Linked DNA regions of Mus musculus: region 2 is linked to region 1. Evidence: chromatin loops called from intact Hi-C (ENCODE). Cell type or tissue: heart. All regions are shown on one strand. Each heading gives the region's core, and the rest is flanking DNA. Links, peaks and the distances in the headings are about the cores only.

The links. Hi-C counts contacts between places; a loop is a spot of excess contacts. Peaks named below come from ENCODE experiments on the same cell type or tissue, not always from the same donor. Only the 100,000 strongest peaks of a DNase experiment are listed, where the experiment ranks them.
Region 2: a loop joins it to region 1, with 2.6 times the contacts of the local background. A loop is called at or near these places in 3 of 42 quality-filtered maps.

What each region holds. Positions count from the first base shown.
Region 1 is chr17:45,844,688-45,854,663 of GRCm38, forward strand. No RefSeq gene overlaps it. Among named protein-coding and RNA genes, the nearest start is that of Gm35692, 21 kb to the left of the region's middle. In heart, for the core only: CTCF peaks have their summits at 1,316 (motif pointing right), 4,102 (motif pointing right) and 5,770 (motif pointing right); DNase peaks (open chromatin) are centred at 3,094, 3,394, 4,094 and 5,674; H3K27ac peaks cover 1,920 bases; H3K27me3 peaks cover 2,366 bases.
Region 2 is chr17:45,947,697-45,957,672 of GRCm38, forward strand. Gm36122 (a long non-coding RNA gene) reads right to left here and starts at 1,136. Exons shown (of 4, transcript XR_876841.1): 1 at 1,083-1,136. In heart, for the core only: no CTCF peak of the experiment used is centred there; no DNase peak of the experiment used is centred there; H3K27ac peaks cover 374 bases.

The DNA of each region.
Region 1 (9,976 bases), core at 814-8,813:
GTCTACCATGTAGGCTTGTAAGAGTTTTTATTTTGAGATAGCCTCTACTAAGAAGCTTCAATGCCCTTCACCCCTGCAGCCCAGACAGGTCTTGGACCTTGTGCTTTGCTGGCCTAGGTCTCCCGGTAGCTGTGTTTGTAGGCCTGCAACCCAGACCTGGCAGGCTTCCCTGCCTACGCCTCCCTGACTATGCCTCCCTTGTTGGGACGTGCTGTTTCTCTTTTGCAGCTTTCAAGGTTTCGTCTGTGCTGCGTTCTAACAGTTTTACTCTGCTGTCTACCTGGACATCATTTGGATGGATAACTGCCCATCAGATTTGGGACTATTTTGATGATTATTTCTTGAAACATTTCCCTCCCTATCCCTTTCTCTCTTTCTTCTTCTTCTGGAAACTTCTATTAAGTTAGTTCTATTACATGTTAGTTCTATGACAAGTTATTACACGTTAGGAGGCTGGCTAGTTTGATGTCACATGGACAAACTAGAGTCATCCAAAAGGAGGGAACCTCCATTGAGAAAAATGCCTCCATGAGATCAGGCTATAGACAAGCCTGTAGGGCATATTCTTAGTTAGTGACTGACTGGGGAGGACACAGCCCATTGTGGGTGGTGCCGTCTCTGGGCTGGTGGTTCTGAGTTCTATCAGAAAGCAGGCTGAGAGAGCCATGAGGAGCAAGCCAGTAAGCAGCGTCCCTCTATGGCCTCTGCATCAGCTCCTGCCTACAGGTTCCTGCCCTGCTTGAGTTTCTGCTCTCATTGCTTTGGATGATGAACGTTATAGAGAACCGTGAGTGAAATCAACCCGTTCCTTCCCCACTTGCTTTTGTTTCTCTAGTGTTATTCTTTATGCTGTAAGCATTTGGTCTTTAATTCTTTTTTTTTTCTCTTGGTGTTTTCAAGACAGGGTTTCTCTGTGTAGCCCTGGCTGTCCTGGAACTCACTCTGTAGACCAGGATGGCCTCGAACTCAGAAATCCACCTGCCTCTGCCTCCCAAGTGCTGGGATTAAAGGCGTGCGCCACAACTGCCTGGATGGGTCTTTAATTCTTTTCTTTAAAAAGTATTTTAGGGACTGGAGAGATGGCTCAATAATTAATCTTCCGAAGGACTTGGGTGCAAATCCCAGCACCCACATGGCAGCTCACAACCATCTGCTACTCCAGTTCCAGGAGACCAGCCACCCTCACACAGACATACATGTAGGCAAAACACCAATGCACATGAAATAAAAGTAAATTTTAAAAAAATATTTTTAGTTTATGTGTATGAGTGTTTTACCTGCATGTCTAAGTGTACCATGTGTCTGCAGTGTTCATAGAGGCCAGCAGAGGGCACCAGATCCCCGCACTTGCATGGCTGTTAGTTGTGTGGGTGCTGAGAACTAAGCTCTCTCTTCTTCTGAGTCATCTCCGGACCCTCTGTAATCCTTTATGCATGGCTTCCCATACTTTTTCTCATGACATTTATAAGTGGACAAGATGGCACACGACTGTGTAACTAGCCTTGGGAAGCTAAGGCGGGAGGATTGTTAAGTCCGAAGCTAGCCTGGCTACATAGGTAGTTCTAAGCTAGCCTAGACTTCTGTAGAAAGACCCTGTCACAAAACAAGACAAGGCAAGGCAAGACAAGACAAGACAAGACAAGGCAAGGCAAGACAAGACAAGACAAGACAAGACAAGACAAGACAAGACAAAAAGCAAAAGAGAAGCCATTTGTAACAGTGGCTTTCCCGACATCATCAATTCATGGGCACCTCAGATGTGGCTTCTGTTGATAGTTCTGAGTGGATCTCATTTCCCCTTCTGGTTTGCATTTCTTGGAAGATTTTGTTGAAAACTGGGTAACATGTAGGCAACTCGCAGCAACTCTGCATTCTGACTTATCACTGTGGACCACAGTTTTCCAGGACTGTCTTCACCGAGTGTTTGGGTGTCGGTGGCCCAGCCAGCTGCCTGGTGGCTTGCCGGGCTTATTCAGTAGACGGTTTTCCCTGCAGGGACAAGCTGCCAGTGGCTCTGCTCAGCATCTTTGCTTTAATGTTAAAAAAATAATCGACTAAGTAATGGATTAATCTGTGTATGTATGTGGAGGTCAGAGGAAGACAACTTGTAAGAGTCCTACCATGTGGGTCCCAGGGACTGAACCCAGGTCATCAGGGTTCACCGGCTGCAAGCACCTTTACCTGTTGAACCATCTCATATGTCCTGTTCTGAATTATTGTATGTATGTATGTATGTATGTATGTATTTTAGCTTGGCTTCCCAGGAATCTCTTCTGAGTCTTCCAAGCTAGCCCATCAGCCAACAACTGATTGGATATAGTGCTTAAGTCCCTCCATCCCAGAAGGCCTATGCTCTCTTCCTGGTGATCTGTGAGAGGGTTGGGAGTATGTTCAGACTCCCAGTGGATTACGATACATCCTGGCCTGTATCGCCTGTGTGCTCAGTGGGTATGAGTGTCTAGCAGAGCCTCTTTCTGGTTTCCCCAGGAATGCACACTGTGCCCCCCGGGATGTGTGGGAGCTTACCAGGGCTCACTATGTCTTCCTTATTCCTGGATAGCTCTCTTAAGTGCCCTGCTGTTTTGACTGCTTTAATTTTTCCCTAACTAGTGACAGACCTCCAGTTAGTGGTGGTTTTGGTTACCATGTGCATCATTTGAACGACATGAGTATACCCACAGAGGCCCAGGTTGCATCGTGTTGAGTGATATGAGTGTGTATACACTAGCAAGGGTTCATGATTAGTCAATGACAGGTTAAGATCATGTTCAAATACAAGATCTAGGTACTGGCTTCCCGCGTCCTCCCTGGGCCGAAAGCTAAGCATAGTTACTAAGCTTGACTTTTTGTGCCCCTCTGATGGGGCTCCGGAGGGACCACAAGAAAGAGCTCTAGCAGCTATGGGGGCTGAGAAGGCACTTTTGAAGCATGAGATGGTTATCCACAGTCGTTGAACTTGCTTCCTTGGGTCATCCAGCCTTGCCTGTCCTAGCTGTCCCTCGGGGATCTAGGCCTGCAAGCTCAGTCAGCAGCCCTGGGGTGGGGTGCCAGGTGCCCTCTACACTGGCCTCCAATCACCAGGAGCTTGCCAGGAACTCAGGAGAAAGGTCTAATAGAGCCAAGGGAGCGATCGGTCCCCTCGGGGCAGGACTGCCAGCAGCAGAGTCACCCAGCACACGGCTAGCTCCTGATCCAGGAGCCCAGGCAAGACAGGGCTTGAGGCTAGGGGGTTCCTTGGACCCCAAAGTCTTCATTTAGAGGATGGGGAGTCAAAGAGTGGGCCCCACCCTGGGGACAAGCCTGTCCTTGAAGGGTACATGCAGATAGCACTCTGGGCTTGCCTCTGAAGGTCAGTGTACTCCACAGGCACACTGCGGTGGCGGCGGGGGTGGTGGCAGATAGAACTGGGCTGACAGTCACGTACGCTGATGTCACCGGGCACTCCACCTCCCTGAGGTATCACTTTCCCTATGATCAAGCCTGCAGCCCAAGTTCAGGGGCGCAGTCACGTCCCATCCTGGGCCCGCTCCTTCAGGTCCTTTCCACTGTATCACCTCAGGGGCGACCAAGGTCAGGGTGGGACACACCCCTGCTTCCCAGTGCCTTGGGGGTGTCAAGTGACAGTGACAGGTGTGTGAGAGCCAGGAGGCCAAGGCCAAGGCTGTCCCAGAGGTTATGTGGGATTGCCAGCCTAGGGGCTCAGTTGCTGGTCTATGGAGCTGAGCGGGACTACAGCTCAGGGGCTCCTGGCCTGAAGAAGGAATCACTTAAACTTAGACACAGGGAGTTTCCAGTCTGATGGGGAGCCAGCCTGGCTTGCACTCATCTGCAGACATAACTGTTGCCTCTGGAGTGGGTAGAGGGGCACCAGCATTCAAAGCCCCTCTGTACTCAACCTCTCTAGGAGGGGCTCAGATCACCCCAAATCCATCCTCCGTGTAGATCTCCTCAACAGATAACCTGAAGACCCGACAGGTGCCCGGCATGTGACTCCCTCACTCCCATAGTGGAAGGAGAGTCAGCCTCCAAGTGCAGACAGACAGACAGCAGCGGCGGCGTCCCAGTGTCTGAGCTCCTCCTCAGGGCTGGGTCCAGCAGAGGGAGCTGCCAGCCAGCGGGAGCTGAGGAGAGCTGTCCCTGACCCCTAAGAAGGCCTTGAGGATGCCATGCCCAATGGGTGTGGGATTTACCCCGGGGCTGGAGCTGCACAGGATCCAAGCTGCCCCACAACATCCTGATACTCAGCACTATCCCCTCAGAGACCCCTTTGAAGAACACCAGCTCTATGGCTCACTAGCTAGGCATAGCTGGTCTTTCAGTCACCTCTAGAGGAGGTAGAAATTCAAGGCGGCAGAGACCTAGGTGTAAATTCTTCCACTTTGCTTTCTATGTCTATAGCAGGAAAACTGGAGAGCCAGCTCAAACCTCAGTTTGACCGTCTGTGAAATGTACTGCCCTGACCTGAGACTCAATTTCCATCATCTGTAAAATGGGCGGTGATGAAGAGCCAGCACGTGGAATCTGTCTGGCACATAGCATGTGCCTGTGTGGGGTACAGTCCCTTCTCTACATTGTGTCCCTTCCGTGTTGGTCAGGGCTTCTCCTAAGCCAAAGTTGAGAAGCTCGGGTAGGGAGGCTCAAGCCGCATTGCTCAGATGAGTAGACTTCCCGGGTCTCTTCATTCTCCTCTGTCTCTCTGTCTCTCTGTCTCTCTGTCTCTCTGTCTCTCTGTCTCTCTGTCTCTCTGTCTCTCTGTCTCTCTGTCTCTGTCTCTCTCTGTCTCTCTCTGTCTCTCTGTCTCTGTCTCTCTCTCTCTCTCTCTCTCTTACACACACACACACACACACACACACACACACACACACACACACACACACACCCCTACAGCCAGAATGGAATGGGACAGATCTGAACCAGGGGCCACAACCCCACTGACCCCTCGCCCATCCCTAACCACCATTACTTGTAATCACACATTCCGGCTGTGGGTCAGCTCCTGCTAAGACGTGCTGGCCCCTGGCCGTCCTCCTCAGTGTCGGTGCTGATGTTAGTGGGTTCTAAATGCTCATTCCCCTTCCTAGTCAACGTGTTCACTGAGGATTGGCAAAAGTCTGTGATCTCACAGAACTGACATGCCAAGAGTGGAGGGGGACATATATCAAATGAAACAAGCACAATATATGGGATATGTGGGCAGGCTTACTACACAGTCCACACGGTCACCACAGTGCAGTGGAACGTCTGCTTAGCATATGGGAAGAGATGTGCAAATGTCCTGGGCTCCACTCACAGCTCTGAAAAGAAGAAAAAAAAAGTTGCAGGGAAACAAAATTTAGAGAACAGGGGACAGGCAGGAAGGGGACAGGGAATGATGTAGTTTTAAATAGGGAGGTTGGGGATGCCTCGATGAGAGGGGACAGTTTGAGTATGGACATCAAAGGGTGAGACCCTTGCACGCGGAAGTGAACACGCAGAGTGGCGAGGATGTCGTGTACAAAGGCCCTGCGCTGACTGTACTGTCCGATGGTTTGAGGGACAGCCAGGACAGCAGTAGGGGGTAAGGAATGACGTAGTGGCAGATAAGGTCCCAGGGAAGGACACCGAGCCCTTTGTCCCCAGGCCAAACACAGACAGAGGGAAAGAGCAGAAAACCTCCCTGATGGGCAGTAAGCAAAGAGCTGAGCCCAGAGCTCCCAGGACTGGAGATGGAGACACCTAGACCCACCCTGGCTTGGCCCTGAGACTCTGCCCAGTGGAGACTATTGCCAGCTGAGGGCACTGCCTATCTTCTAGAGCTCTTGGGTAGGTGTAGGGCTGCTCCCCACCTAAGCCAGGGTGAGCTGTAGAATCTGTGTAGTGAATGTTTTGACAGTCAGTCAATGAGGGAGTGGTCAGGACAAAGAGGAGGAAGGGCGGGACCAAGGAAGGAAGAAAGGAAGGAAGAAGGGAAGGACTGACGGACAAAATGAATGAGTATTGCTCACAGATCCAGGTCCTCAATGCCCTTAGCATAGAAACCAGGCTAGAGAGTTTGGAAAGCCACCCACAGAAAATCCAGGGAGGGCAGCAGGACCCTGAGGTCTCACCTTCTCTGCCAGTTCCTGGGTGACCATTGTCCCTAGCAATGCACTCCTCAGTGCATGCTCTGATACTGCAAGTGCATGCTCCAGGTAATGGGGGGATGTGGTCTTGGAGTGTAGTCACTGCCGCTGGTGGCATGTCACCATTATCAACCACAGACTGCAAGTCAGGTTCCATCCCAACTATGCCACTGGCAGATTCGAAGTAGCTTCCCTGAGCCAGACGAGGGGACAAGGGTTCTCCTCCCTGGGTGGGGAGCCCCCTCTTACCGTTGCTCAGCACCCTCTGAGCTCATCCACCCAGTACTCTTATTTCCTGGGAGACCAGCCCAGTGTCCAACTGCAGTCCTGATTCATACAGCCCAGTTATATGCTGGGTTAAAGAAAACAAACAGCGACTCATGGACCAGCAAGATTGTCTGCCAGACCCAGCGGCCTTCCATGTGGGGATGCTGCGCTGGCTGTCTGTCCAGGCCACAGGGGGAGAGGTATGGGAAGCAAGAATATGTGAGACAGTCCAGTCAAGCTAGGAACCTGTCACTTCCTTCCAGAAAACAGATCTAGGAAAACCATGTGCGTAGAGGAATAACTCTGAGTCTCTCCTAGCCTAGGCCATGCAAGCAGCCAGCCTGGCTCACTGCCTCAACTCTTCTCTCTGGCCTCATGTAGCTCTCCTACCTGGAGAGTGGCTGGGAGAAAGTGGGCCGTTCCACCCACCCCTGCAGTCTCCTCTCCCCTCTCCTCTGCATGTGCTCTGTACACTCTGTGCGATCGGTCATACTGTGGTTGGAGGGTGCCCACTTTCCTCTGTCCAAAGACCCGGCTTTCTAGCCCATCCTGTACCCTTCTGATTCCCCAGGAAAAAGCACACTGAAGAGCGTCTCCTGACCAGGTAGGTATAGCTCTTCCTACTATCAGTTCCGTCTAGAAGCTGATCAGGCAGGACGGCAAGGGAGTGGAGGTCACTGTGTAGAGGGGTGGCCTGTGGGACTGTAGAGAGGACCTAGGCAGGTGGTCAGAGATCTGGGCCCCTCCTAGCTCTCTCAAGGGTTCCCATTCCTATTTTTTTTTTTACACACTTAAGAAGAAAAGCAATACCCCAGCTGTGACCACAACATGGGATTAGTAGTTAAGATAAAAAGCTGACTGGGGTCCTTGCCTGTGCAGCAGCAGTTGGGGTGACATCGGTCTTAGGAGCAATGTGCTGAGGGATGTGAGCCCCAGCAGTTGCCATCCGGGCCTCCAGGGAGGCAGTTATACAGGGAAGGGGAGGGGGCGTAGTTTTGAGCTTTCAAAGTTAAGAAAAACCAAGAGGGTCAGGACACCGGGCAATGGGGGAATGAATGGCTTGTCATGGCCAGCCAAGTGGGTGGCACAGGAGAGCTCATTCAGGTCCCACACTGAAAGTGATCGTGGAAAATCTGGCAAAGTCTTTGCCAAATGCTGGTGCATGGCTGGTCCAGCCCACAGTGTGGCTGATGCAACAGAGATTGGGATTTCAAGGATAAAGAACGGAATGACGTTCTTGCCTTAGTCGTCTCAGATGGAGGAGAAAGCAAGGTGGGGGAGGGAGGGGGGAGAGAAGGGGAGGGAGGGAGGGAGAGAGAGAGAGAGAGAGAGAGAGAGAGAGAGAGAGAGAGAGTCCGATCCAAGGTCAGTTTTAGAAAAAATGAACTGGATCCTCTCTGAGGCATCATTTCTGGTGCACACAGGAAATCTCTGCCCTGGAGGTGATTTGCCTTGGAGCAGCAACTAGCCATGGGCAGCTGAATCCAGCTTTGCTGTCCATGAGGCTAGGGCTTTCCTCTTCAGACCTTCTAGATGACGCCACTAATATCAAATAGTGAGTCAGCAGCAGACCGTGTTCCTCCTTCTCCTCCATGCTGCAAGTTGCGGTTTGGACTCAGCAGAGTCAAGGATAATGTAGTGGGACTGGCTCCTGCATCAGCCCCCTGGTGACAGGTAATGATGGAGAGCTGGAATTCTCTAGGGCTGGCCCCCCTGGGGACCTGTCATTAGTCCCTATATCGCCTGAGATTTTTATCAATGATTTGAATGGAGAGGCAGGGGCTTCCTCCCTGTTTGCTGGTGACCCACCCCTGACAGGAACAGGAGCACAATGGTCTCCAGGCAAGGCCAGTGTGCCCGAAATAATGAACAAAAGCAACAGGAGGCAGTAACCGTGGCATGTATGAGAAACCTAGCTCCTGGGTGACAAGAGATCAACAGACTCTGAGTCCTGGGACTTAGGACGTTCCTGGCTTATGGGAAAAAGAAATCTGACTGTTCACTGGGAATAGGGAGCAGGTTAAACACTTAGGAAATCTCCACAGTAGGAAGATATGGGATTCCTATAAGGAACAAGGCTGTGAGGACATTCTCCCTCACATTTCCTTAAGCAACAAAGTAGGATGTGTGGCCCCGTATCTGACAGCACAGATCAGCTTCTATGAAATACTAGCAGGTTTATGTCCCTATCCAGACAATGGGAGACCAAGGTACTGCTCATGTCTTTGATCCGTCTTTTGAGTCATATACATATGCCCCCACCCCACCCCGTATAGCTAGAGCATCCTGCACCGTAGTCCTACTTAAAAAATAAAAATCAAATAGATTAGGAAATGTAGCTGATCACTCAGATTTGAAAGTAACAAACTCTGCCCTGTAAGGTTTTACTGACAGAAGCCTGAGCCTCTGGCTGGGGGAGGCACGCGTCTAGTCTTATGCTAACTGGCTAGGCTATGCCCAGATAGGGGTAGCCATGTTTGGAGAGAACCCTGGTAGTTGGATTCAAACTTGGGGGACAGTTTGGCTCTACTAGGGACGGTGTGGGAGAGGGAACTAGGCAAGCCTGGCAGTCTGGGGGTACAGAGAGTCACTGGGTGCTGTGTGAATTGGAGAGCCTGGGGGGGGGGGCTGGCAAGGGCAAGCAGCAGCGGTCCACGTGTTTGTGTGGTGAGAACTTCACACACTGAGCCATCTCCCCAGCCCCATCTCTCCTCCCCACTTTTATAGTTCCTTCCCCTCCTAAAACCAGACCTAGACTCCCTTCTATATGTTTGAAGTGTCTCTTAAAACACATATCTCCTCTGAATATGAGGGTTCATGTTAACTATCTGTTTTAGAATTTATACGTTGATACAAGTTCTAACTGTGGCTCTCTTGTTGTCTATTGTCTTCATTCAACATTGCTGGTTAGGATCTGTTTTGTGGTGGCTCACTCCTACAGGATCAGCACTCTGAGAGTCAGAGGCAGGGGGATTGGTGCAAGTCTGAGGCCAAGAGAAGTTTGCATAGTCAATTCCAGGGAAGCTCAGGTGACAAAATAAGACCCTGTGTACGCTCTCCTCCGACATGCTGCAGACTTCCTCTTTTGTAAAAATCTCTATTCATATCTGTGTCCCCACCCCCATCGTATGAATTAATAAGAGTATCTCATATAGCAGCCATCTACCCCCTGCCCGAGGGTCTTTCATCCTAGCAGTGCCTGGGGAACGGGCAGGCATGGGTGGCCAAGGAAGATGCCTGAAGCCTGAGATCCCTTTGAATTCTCCCAGCCGCTTTTCAGGTTCCCCCATTCACAGCTGGCGAGGATGTGAGCTGGAGCAGCCACCGAGCCGAGCCGTCAAAGAACCAAAGATAGAACAACCCTATGATGTAGCCACGGCCCCGCTCCTGAGCACACGCTCGGTGGAACAATAGGTAGCACGCAGCCGTGCTGCCCACACAACTCCAATTACTGTGGCGCCATTCACAGAAGCCAAGGTATGGACCCGGTCTAGGTGCTCACGAGCAGATGAATGGAGGAAGAAAATGGGGCGTACACACAGTGGGGTTCTACTCATTCTCAACGAACAATAAAACTATGTCACACAGCATAGAGTAGAAGGGGAGTC
Region 2 (9,976 bases), core at 1,110-9,109, 100 kb after region 1:
GGTCTTCACCTCCTCCCCACACCTATACCCATCCCATGCTCTGGAAGGAGCTGTTCTAGTCGCTGCTCAGCATTGGTTCCCATGATGGAGGAGCTTCATAGATGAGTGAAAAAGCTTCAGAGCCAAATATACACATGCACACACATACGTTCATGCACATGTACATTCACACACACTCACATACTCACGCATGCACATATACATACACTTGCACACCATGCACAACCTCTCTAACTTGCACACAATACACCCTTTTGCACATGTGTATGCACTTGCACACCATGTACACTCATGAGCATACACACTTTTGCACATATGTTTGCATGCATACACACATGAACACACACATACTCACACAGGTGCACACACATGCATGCACACGTGCATGCACAGTGGTCAGCAGCCCCAGGAGTCAGTCCTTTCTGCATCTGTCTGGTGATTCCTAGTTTCCCCTGTGTCACACTCTGCACATGCACAGAAACAAATGTGCTCTTGAAGGAGTTCTATACTCAATCTTCATGGCCTTTCTTGGGCTTAAAGATCTCAGTTTCTTCATCTGGGAAGTAGAAACCATGGCGCGTCTTTTTTTTCTCTGCACACGATACCCTGTGAGAAGGCTTTCCAATTCCTTTACCATAGAGACTCCAGGTTTGAGCCTTGGGTCACCACGAACTTGCCACTTACACCAGGAACTCAACAGGGGCCTTTGGCCTAGCCTCCCCTTTGGGGTGAGGCCCAGAGGAGGCCACACAGCTTTCCATTGGCTCTTGGGTGTAACCCATTAGTGCTGACAGCAATGGTGCCTGCTGCTGACATCAGCGCCCATCTGTTTGTGGTGGGGAGAGGCCTCCCAGGAGAACACAGCCAGCAAAGACCTCCCAGCTGGGCAGTAGAGGCAGGCTTGCTGAAAGCCCTCATCATGCAGGCACCTTTGGAGGCAGGGCTGAGAGATCAGAAAGAAAGCCTCCTGACAGGCAGCCCCTATCCCTCCCAGCCCTGTCACAAAGTGCAATCACACTCTAGCCCAGCTTTGAACCTCCTAGCCCCACCCGCTTCCCCACCCCCACTCCCGAACTACTGACCCCATCAGCATTGTCACAGTCTGCTGTCTCCAGGTCACCAAAGTCCTATCGCATCTATCTGCCAGGTGGGGTGGTGCACACCAGCACTTGGGATGTATGTGCAGAAGGATCAGGAAACCTAAGGTTACCTAAGGTTATCCTCAGCTACCTAGTAAGTTAAAGGCCAGCCTGGGCTTTGGGAGACCCTGTCTAAAATATAGAAGCAAACAACATCACCCTTGCCTTCCTCCTCCTCGTCATCCACTCGCACCTCTACCACCCACAGCCCTCACCCCTGCAAACCTAAAAGGTTACTGTCTAATCAATGATCTATCTCACTCCTTGCCTAAATTCTTTACCAAGCAATGAACTTTGGCTGGAACTCAACAACAGCCTCAGGAGGGGACAGAGCTGTGTCTCTCTTAATGGCTTCCCTTCCAATGTGGCTGCTCACATCACCATCTGCAATGGCTTGAGAGAGGTGGATATTTCCTTCCTTAAAACCCATCGGTCCTCTAATCTCTCTGAGTAAGCTCGCTCGGGAACATACGTGGCCTGTTTGAACACACACTTCAGGTGCTGAAGGAGACTTAAAAACAGTCATGGAAAATTAGCCTGCGAGATCACCTTTACTTGACTTAACACTCAGAGAAGTCTGAAGAGGACTGTTTCCAAATTGGTCATTTCTGACAGGAGATACTCAAACTTCCCCTTGTAAAGCAATCTAAGACATTGGTTCTCAACCTGTGGGTCTCGACCCTTTTGGAAAGATCAAATGACTCTTTCACAGGGGTCGATTAAGACCATCATAAAACATATTTACATTACAATTCATAACAGGAGCAAAATTCAAGATTGTAGTTTGAAGCAACAAAATAATTTTAGGGAACTGTACTAAAGGGTCTCTGTATTAGGGAGGCGGAGAACCATTGAGCTAGGGTGTATGAGGTTCTTGACCCAGGCAAGAAGTAGCTATAGCTTCCATCTAGCCTGGCAGGTCTGTGACTGAGCTAAGCATCGGGCTGTGGGAGGGGGAAGGGAAGAAGAAGGGAGGGGGCTAAAGAAGGAGGGAGGAAGGAAGGGCCTGCCTCACACTTGGTCCAAAGTCTGACCTGAAGCCGAGACTTGTTTTGGGGGCTGGGGTGGTGGCTCAGCGGTTAACAGCACCCAGTCCTTTTGGGAGGACCTAGGTTTAGTTCCAGCACCCACAGCTAACAACTCTCTGTGACTCCAGTTCCCGGGGTTCTGACAGTCTCTTCTGGCCTCAATGAACACCTGCACACACGCATACATGTAGACAAAGCATCCATACACATAAACAGTTTGAAGACTAATATTGGAACAATGGGATCAATCATTTCTATGCTGTGCCTCAGTTTCCTCCCCTGTGAAACAGAAGAAAGAACCTGCCTCCTAGGGCTGACTTGACAGTCTAGCCTAGCAAAAGTACCTAAGGCCCTTAGCTGGGCCTGACTTGACTGCAAGGCTGAGAGAATTTGAACATTCTGGAACATATAGAAAAAAAAAACCACACTGACTGTGTCATCTGACCTATGTCATTTTCAAAGGTTCTTTTTCTTCCTTTCTTTCTTTCTTTCTTTCTTTCTTTCTTTCTTTCTTTCTTTCTTTCTTTCTTTCTTTCTTTCTGTCTGTCTTTCTTTCTTCCTCTCTCTCTCTCTCTCTCTCTCTCTCTCTTTCTTTCTTTCTTTCTTTCTTTCTTTCTTTCTTTCTTTCTTTCTTTGTATTTGTCACTCCCAAACCCAGAATTAGGTTAATCACTGATACTGCCCTTCAGAGTTCTGGTGACTTCTCCCATGGGTCCACTTCCTCCTTCCCTTGTTGGAATCTGAGCTGAGGCGCCCTCCCCAGCTTTCATCCTTTGATCTTTGTGATAAGCTGGAGACTGGACATTGTATCTGCTCGCCTCTGGGTGAGTTTTCTCCTGCCCTTTGGCCCAGGGCCACGGGAGTAAGAGCTTCCTGCTGTCACCATCGAGGCCACTCTGATTTGTCCCTTTCTGGGAGCTTGTGCAGAGAGTCGAATCCTAACAGGACAGAGAGCAAAGCTGTGGAGTGCCAGTACTCCGAGAGTGATCTTCAGACCAGAGGCCTGAGTGTCATCATCTGGGGACATTGTTAGACATGCAAATTCTCAGGCCTCACCCCATACCTGCAGACTCTGGAACTTGGATTCCACACTTGGCCAGCATCATATGACTGTGAGGGCACTGCCTTGGAAAGCAGAAACCCTCAGCCCTAATCTGTATGATGAGGAGACAATGAGGCGCGTCCAGGTCTATGGAAGCCATGCTGGTATGTCCTTAGCACAGTCTATACACAAGCTCCGTCTATGCATGCACTTATACACACAGAGAATTCCTGGAATCCTGTGGGAACCAGGCATGGCTTTAGAGGTACAGAAGGTCTTGGGAACTGTGGGGCTGCAGGAAGTGGAGAAGGGACAATGCTCTTGGCTCTTGCTTAGGCTTCCTCACCATAGGATTCCACGGCTGCATTGCCCCTGCTGAGATGAGCCCGCAGTTCCCCAGGCTCTGGATGAACTTATCAGTCATCTTGGCATTCCCAGATGTGGGTTGGCATGGAAGTCCAGCAATCCCCACCCCAACCCTGACCTGGCCCAGGGTTATTTCCCAGGCAGAGACCTAATCAAAGAAACTGAGTTTGGGGTACCTGTGTGCTCTCAATCTCTCTGTGCCTAATGCTCTAACAAGACTAGGGACATTCCTCTAGGGAGATGGCTCAGTAGGTAAAGACATTTGCCACCAAGGCTGGCAACCCTAATTTGATCTCTGGGACCCACATGGTAAAAGAGGAGAAGAGACTCTCAAAAGTTATTCCTCTAAACTACTACTACTACTACACATATAGACACTAAATAAATGCATACTGTAATGATTTTTTTAAAGACTTAAGCAATGGAAGGACACAAAAGTTTTTATCTCTACCACTAGACCAGAGGGTACAGCAAAATGTCGTAGCAGTGGGTGCTGGAGGCAACTGTCTCCCCTGCACTAAGCCATCAAGGCAAGCTCTTTGCGAACATTGTAGGAACTAACAAGATGGTGACCATGAACCAGGCACTAACCAGAGCAGTGAGCACAAGAGGAAGCTGATTGGCCAGGGTGTGCACAGGTTAAGGAGGGGGGTGGCCGAGAACAGCATCGTCTACAAGTTTCTCAGAGGCCCAGCATTGCCTGACACACTGGACTCTCTGCCTCTCATGCTCATGTTTCCGGCCTCCTTCTGTCTCTATCTCCCTGCCTCTCACTCTTTCTGTCTTCTTCCCATGCCATGGGCCACTCCATAAGGGAGCAATCTCTCTTTAAAATAGACTATGACCTTGTGATTAAAACCCAAGCAGGCTATAAGAGAGATAGGTCCGTGGGTAACAGGCTGTTCAGCAGGCACAAGGGCCTGAGTTTGGATCCTCCACACTCGTGGAAAAGAAAAACACAGCCAAATGCATCTATAACCAGTGCTGGGGGCAAGAGCAGAGACAGGCAGATCCCTGAGGGCAATCTAGCAGAAACAGCAAACTCCAAGTTCACTGAGGGACCCGGTCTCAAAAGGTCAGTAAGGCCAGCAAGGTGGCTAAGTGGGTAAAGGCATTTGAAACCAGCCTGATGACATGAATTTAATCCCTAAGCCAGACATGGTAGAAGGAGATAACTGAGTCCCATACGCTGTCCTCTGACTTGCATGAACCGACCCCCCACTCCCCAAATAGATAAATAAAATGTTTCTAAGATGGGAAGAGCAATAGGAAGACATCTGATAGGGTGCAAGAGTGCACACGCAGGCACAAGCACACACACACACACACACACACACAAACACACACACACACACACACACACACACACACATACAGACATCAATCACCAAAAGTGTGGACTAGCACATTGCTATATGCCCACACATCCAAATACTAGTCTTGGATCCCAAATGACACCTGCTACTACATATTAGAACACAGAGGACTTTCAAACCAGAGTACTAAATGAAAGCCACCAGCCACACCAGACTACACCTCGTATGAGACTGCTAATACGAAACTTCTGGAAATGGTCAAACACAGAGAAGACGCAGGTCCATCGGTGGTCGGTTGCTCGAGGCTGGGGCTGGAGTGGAGATCAACCACAAATGGCTCCAAGGAAACTGTGGGTAGCGGAAGTTTCTTGGACTGTATGGCACTGACTGTTGCATGTGATATACATCATCTACTTAACCATTCCATGTATGCAAGTGATTTTACCATCTGCATAAGCCGAGTGACTTGAGCTCCCCAGAACTCATGGCGGAAGGAGAGAACCAGCTTCCTAAAGTTATCCTTTGACCTCCACACAGCCCCTCCACAGACACGGACACGGACACAGACACAGACAGGCACAGGTACACAGACATAGGCACAGGCACAGACACAGACACACATAATAAAATTTTCTTTAGAAAATCAGAAGTAGAAGGCAGAGAGATGGCTAAGAAGGTTGAGTACCAAGGATCAAGGTTCAGTTCCTAGCACCCAGGAGGCAGTCACTGCCCAGAGTCACCCACCTAGCAGTCAGGAGGCTCATAACTGCCTGTAACTCCAGTTCCGGGAAATCCAACACACCTTTTGGTCTCCACAGGCATCTTAACACACATGATGCACATACACATACTCAGACACACATACATACACACTGAAGAAGTCATAAAAATCTAGGTGTAGTGGCCCAAGCCTTTAATCCCAGCACCTCAAGGGAAGGCAGAAGCAAAAGGGTATCTGTGAGTTCAAGGCTAGCCTGGTCTCCATGGGAAGACTCTCAATCAATCAATCAATCAATCAATGTACGTTTTTAGAAAGCCGGCATCAGAGGTGTGATCGAAGGCCTGGTGGTTTACAAAGGGCATTTGAACCACCAAAAAAAACGAAGTGAAACTCCCAATATTGGTCACAGTGAGGATGTGGGGAACTGAGAAATCATTTGTCTACAGTCTTGGGCCGTGGCTACACCACTTCTCCTCAGAAACCCTGGAAGTATCTGCCCTATGACTCGGTGACTCCATTCTTAAGTTTATAATGCAAACGTGTTCATTTGAATGTCATACAACACCACAGAAAGTACAACGTATCCACTGTTGCCTGGAGCTGGCACCAACCCAGCAGTTACCAGGAGGATACATACAAATCGTGTTCTTGGGTTCCGGGAGATGGCTTGGTCAGTAGAGTACTTGCTTCACAGCATGAGTTCAAATCCCCAGAACCCACGTGTAAGCTGAGCGTGGTGGCCAGTCTTTATCTGTATCTCAGGGCTGAAGGAGAGCGGAGACGGGAGCTTGCTGGCCAATCAAACAGAATCAGCAAGCTCCAGGTTCAGTGAGATCCTGCCCGCAGAGAATAGTGTGGAGGGCTGGAATGACTTGCTCGGCGATTGGGGCACTTGCTGCTCTTGCAGAGGACCCAGGCTTGGTTCTCAGCACCCGCACATCAGGTGACTCACAAATGCTAAGTCTAGTTTCAGAGGATCCGACGCCCTCTGGCCCTCAATGTACCTGGGCACATAATCTCATGCAGGCACATACATACACATATATATTTTTAAAGTTTTTAAAAAAATATTTCCTTTGCTTTTCTTTCATGTTTGTGGTTGTTTTGCCTGCATGTGTATGTATGTATGCAGTACATAAATGCGAGTGGTCCTGAAGGGAGTTGCTACTGAGGTGGTGCCAGGAACCAAACCTGGGTCCTCTAGAGGAGCATTCAACTCTCTTAACTGCTGAGCCACCTCACCATCCCCTTAAAAAGTTTTATTTAAAAAGAGAAGAGGGAAAAAAGATATACTGGGGCTGGAGCTCTTGCTGAGGTCCCTGAATTCAGCTCTTAGCACCCACATGGTGGCTCACAAGCACCTGTAATTTCAGCTTCAGAGAATCAGATGTCCTTTTCTGGCCTCTGCAGGCACCGGGCATGTGTACGGTGTACATCCATACATGCAGGCAAAACACTTAAATGCGTAAAAATAATAAATAAATGAAAAAAATAATCACGTGAAGAAGTACTGAGAAAGACACTGATATCAACCTCTGGTCTCCCTATACATATATTCATATGCTCCACCCCCACACATGTAAACACACATGAACACATATGCACGTTTATACCACACACACACACACAATATAAAAGTAACTACACATTCCCACAGTGGAAGGTTATGAGCGATGAGAATGCATGAACTGAGCGTGTCACGAATGGATTTCAATGTTCATCAGGGCTGCTGAGATGACTCAGCGGCTCAGAGAGCTTGCCGAGCAGATCCAATGACCTGAGTTCGATCCTCAGAACCCAGAGTGGAAGGAGAGAATAAACCTGCAAAATCTGTCCTCTGACCTCCACATAAATATCATGGTATACATGCACCATCACACACACACACACACACACACACACACACACACACACACACACACACACAGGGGAGGGGGGAATGAGAAATAATTTTAAATATTCAGGAAAAACAAAAGTTTTTTTTTTTAAGATCGATAAAATCAAGTGGCATGCCTGTGATTCTGTTTATATTGCATCCTGGGGTCAAGTGACACTAATCTCTAACCTCCAGAACTGGAAGGCAAAAGAGTCTCTGCCTTTGTGACATCAGGGAAAGGTTGCTGGACTCCCTCAAAGTTCTCCTTCTTGATGCCAAAGCATTTGGTAAAATCCCTGCTGAATCACCGAGGTGCTTACGCCTTGTGAACACTTTCGTGCGGATCTTTTAATTAGAGAGGAAACCGTGTTTACTAAACAGCCAGAGAAGGTAAAAAGAAACCTCTTTGGCCCTCACCTTAAACCTGACCTCCTGGGGGCTTTTGGTGGTGGGGTGAGTCTGCCTCCACCAGTCGGAGAGGCTGGATCATCTCCAGACCAGATCTCACGTAGACAAAGTCCTTGGCATTTATCAGATATGCAAGGGCAGCGGCAGAGGAGGAGATGCAGAAGGCTTTGATGCCAGGCTAACCAAGGGAGCCCACAAAAGTCCTAAAAAGCCTGGCGTGACACCCTCGAGCAGAGTGAGGCACACAGGAGACATCTAGCCTGGACCTGTGGGGAAACAGTGTGAGCAAGCCTGTGGGGTGGGGGTGGGGAGGGTGCAGAGAATAGGAAGCAGAATTAGTGAGAGACATAGCAAGCTCTCTCTCTCCCCCCTGCTCGAATGCCTCTATCCGGCTGGTTATACTGAAGGAACTTGAAGGGAAGTGGACTAAAATTATCTCAGTAGGAATGACTTTTGTAAAAGGCATTGTCTTTCTTCTGAAACACCTTGGACAAGGCATTCTCTCTCTCTCTCTCTCTCTCTCAGTCATCAACCGATTGTCCACAAAGGAAAACAGAGAGGTTGTTTGACAGGTTACCATAGCAGGAAGCCTGCCTGCTTCCAGGTAGGACAGTCTGGCTTGGCATAATCCAAGCTAATAGAGTCCTACCTGGCATTGTCTGAGGTTTTTTGTTTTTTTTTTCCTAAGTGAGTTAAAATGTTAAAAATGTGAATAGGAATTGCAAGCCCCTGCTCAGGAATGAGAGGGTGACAGCAAGCATAATCTGAAGTATTATCAGACTTAGCCAACAATTTTGATGTGCTAACAGGCCCTGACAAAGGCAACCTCAAATAGTCTGAAAGCCTGTTCTGAGCCCTGGAATGCTGACTATCCATTTGAAGAATGGATGGACGAATGGATGGACGAATGAATGAATGAATGAATGAATGAATGAGAGACGTTGGCAGGGCCAACTCTTGGAAGATTTTGGCTAGCTGTAGAGCACTCCAGTCCTCACAGCTGGTTAGCTCCTCCCAGGGTGGGAATACATACGGGAGTCAGGAGGTGTAGGGGGAGGGACCGAGTGATTTCTCCCAAGAACCCAGTGATAGGCTTGTGTGCCCAGAGAAATGTAAGAAAGTCAGTGTTCAGATGGAGCAGGCCCACACGTGGCTGTCGACTGTGTGGCAAGGACCACCCATATGTGGGGCAGCTCACAGTTGCCTTCAAAATTCAGAATGAGCTTGGCCTTTGTAGCTTTTCCTGCAGCTACGTTCCCACGAGGACCAGATGGCATGTGGATTGGGGACGCTTGTTTACCACACTGTTTATAATAATAAGAGCCTGCGAACAGGCCGGTCTTCTCAGAAGGGGTCTGGCAAAATAATCTCGGAGCAGTAACTCCGAGTTTATTGAGTGCCTGCTACTCATGCTGCTGCCTGGTGAGAGCATCCTTCAGGACCAGTTATCTAACGGGATCCTCACAAAACACTTTGGGGTCAATGTTTGCTTTCCCGTCAGGCCCATAAAGGAGGAAACTGAGTCACCGAGACATTAAGCAACAGGTTGAATGTCAACCAGCTGGCTCATACCAGAGTGGGGATCTAAACTATAGAAGCCCCCCTCCTCCAAAGTCTGTGCTCTGCCCGAGACATCCCCTCCAAGAGTGAATGCTCAGCTCTCTGTTAGAGGGAATGCACCGGAGTGGAGAAACAGAACGAGGCGATTCTGAGCCTCTGGGTTAAGCAGGAGAAAAATGACACAGAGCCTCGTGGAGACTCGGCTGTCTGTGTGGGAGAAAAGTTTGTAAATATATATATATTAGGCTATCTTTGGAAGAATATACAGGAAATCAGTAACTGGGACCTCCAAAGGGAACCTGAGTTATGGATGGATGAGAGGGTAGAGAGACTAACATTTCTGTTCAGATTTATTTCCAGCTTTTGGCTGTGCCTTGAGGTCATTTCACACTTACAGAAAGGCTATAAAAATAAGACCTGGGGAGTGGGATGGGAAAGGGAGGGTTAGGGCTCTTGCTACCCAGAAGATGGGAAGGAGTGGAGGATGCTGGTAGTCAGGAGACTACCCTGTCCTCTCCTC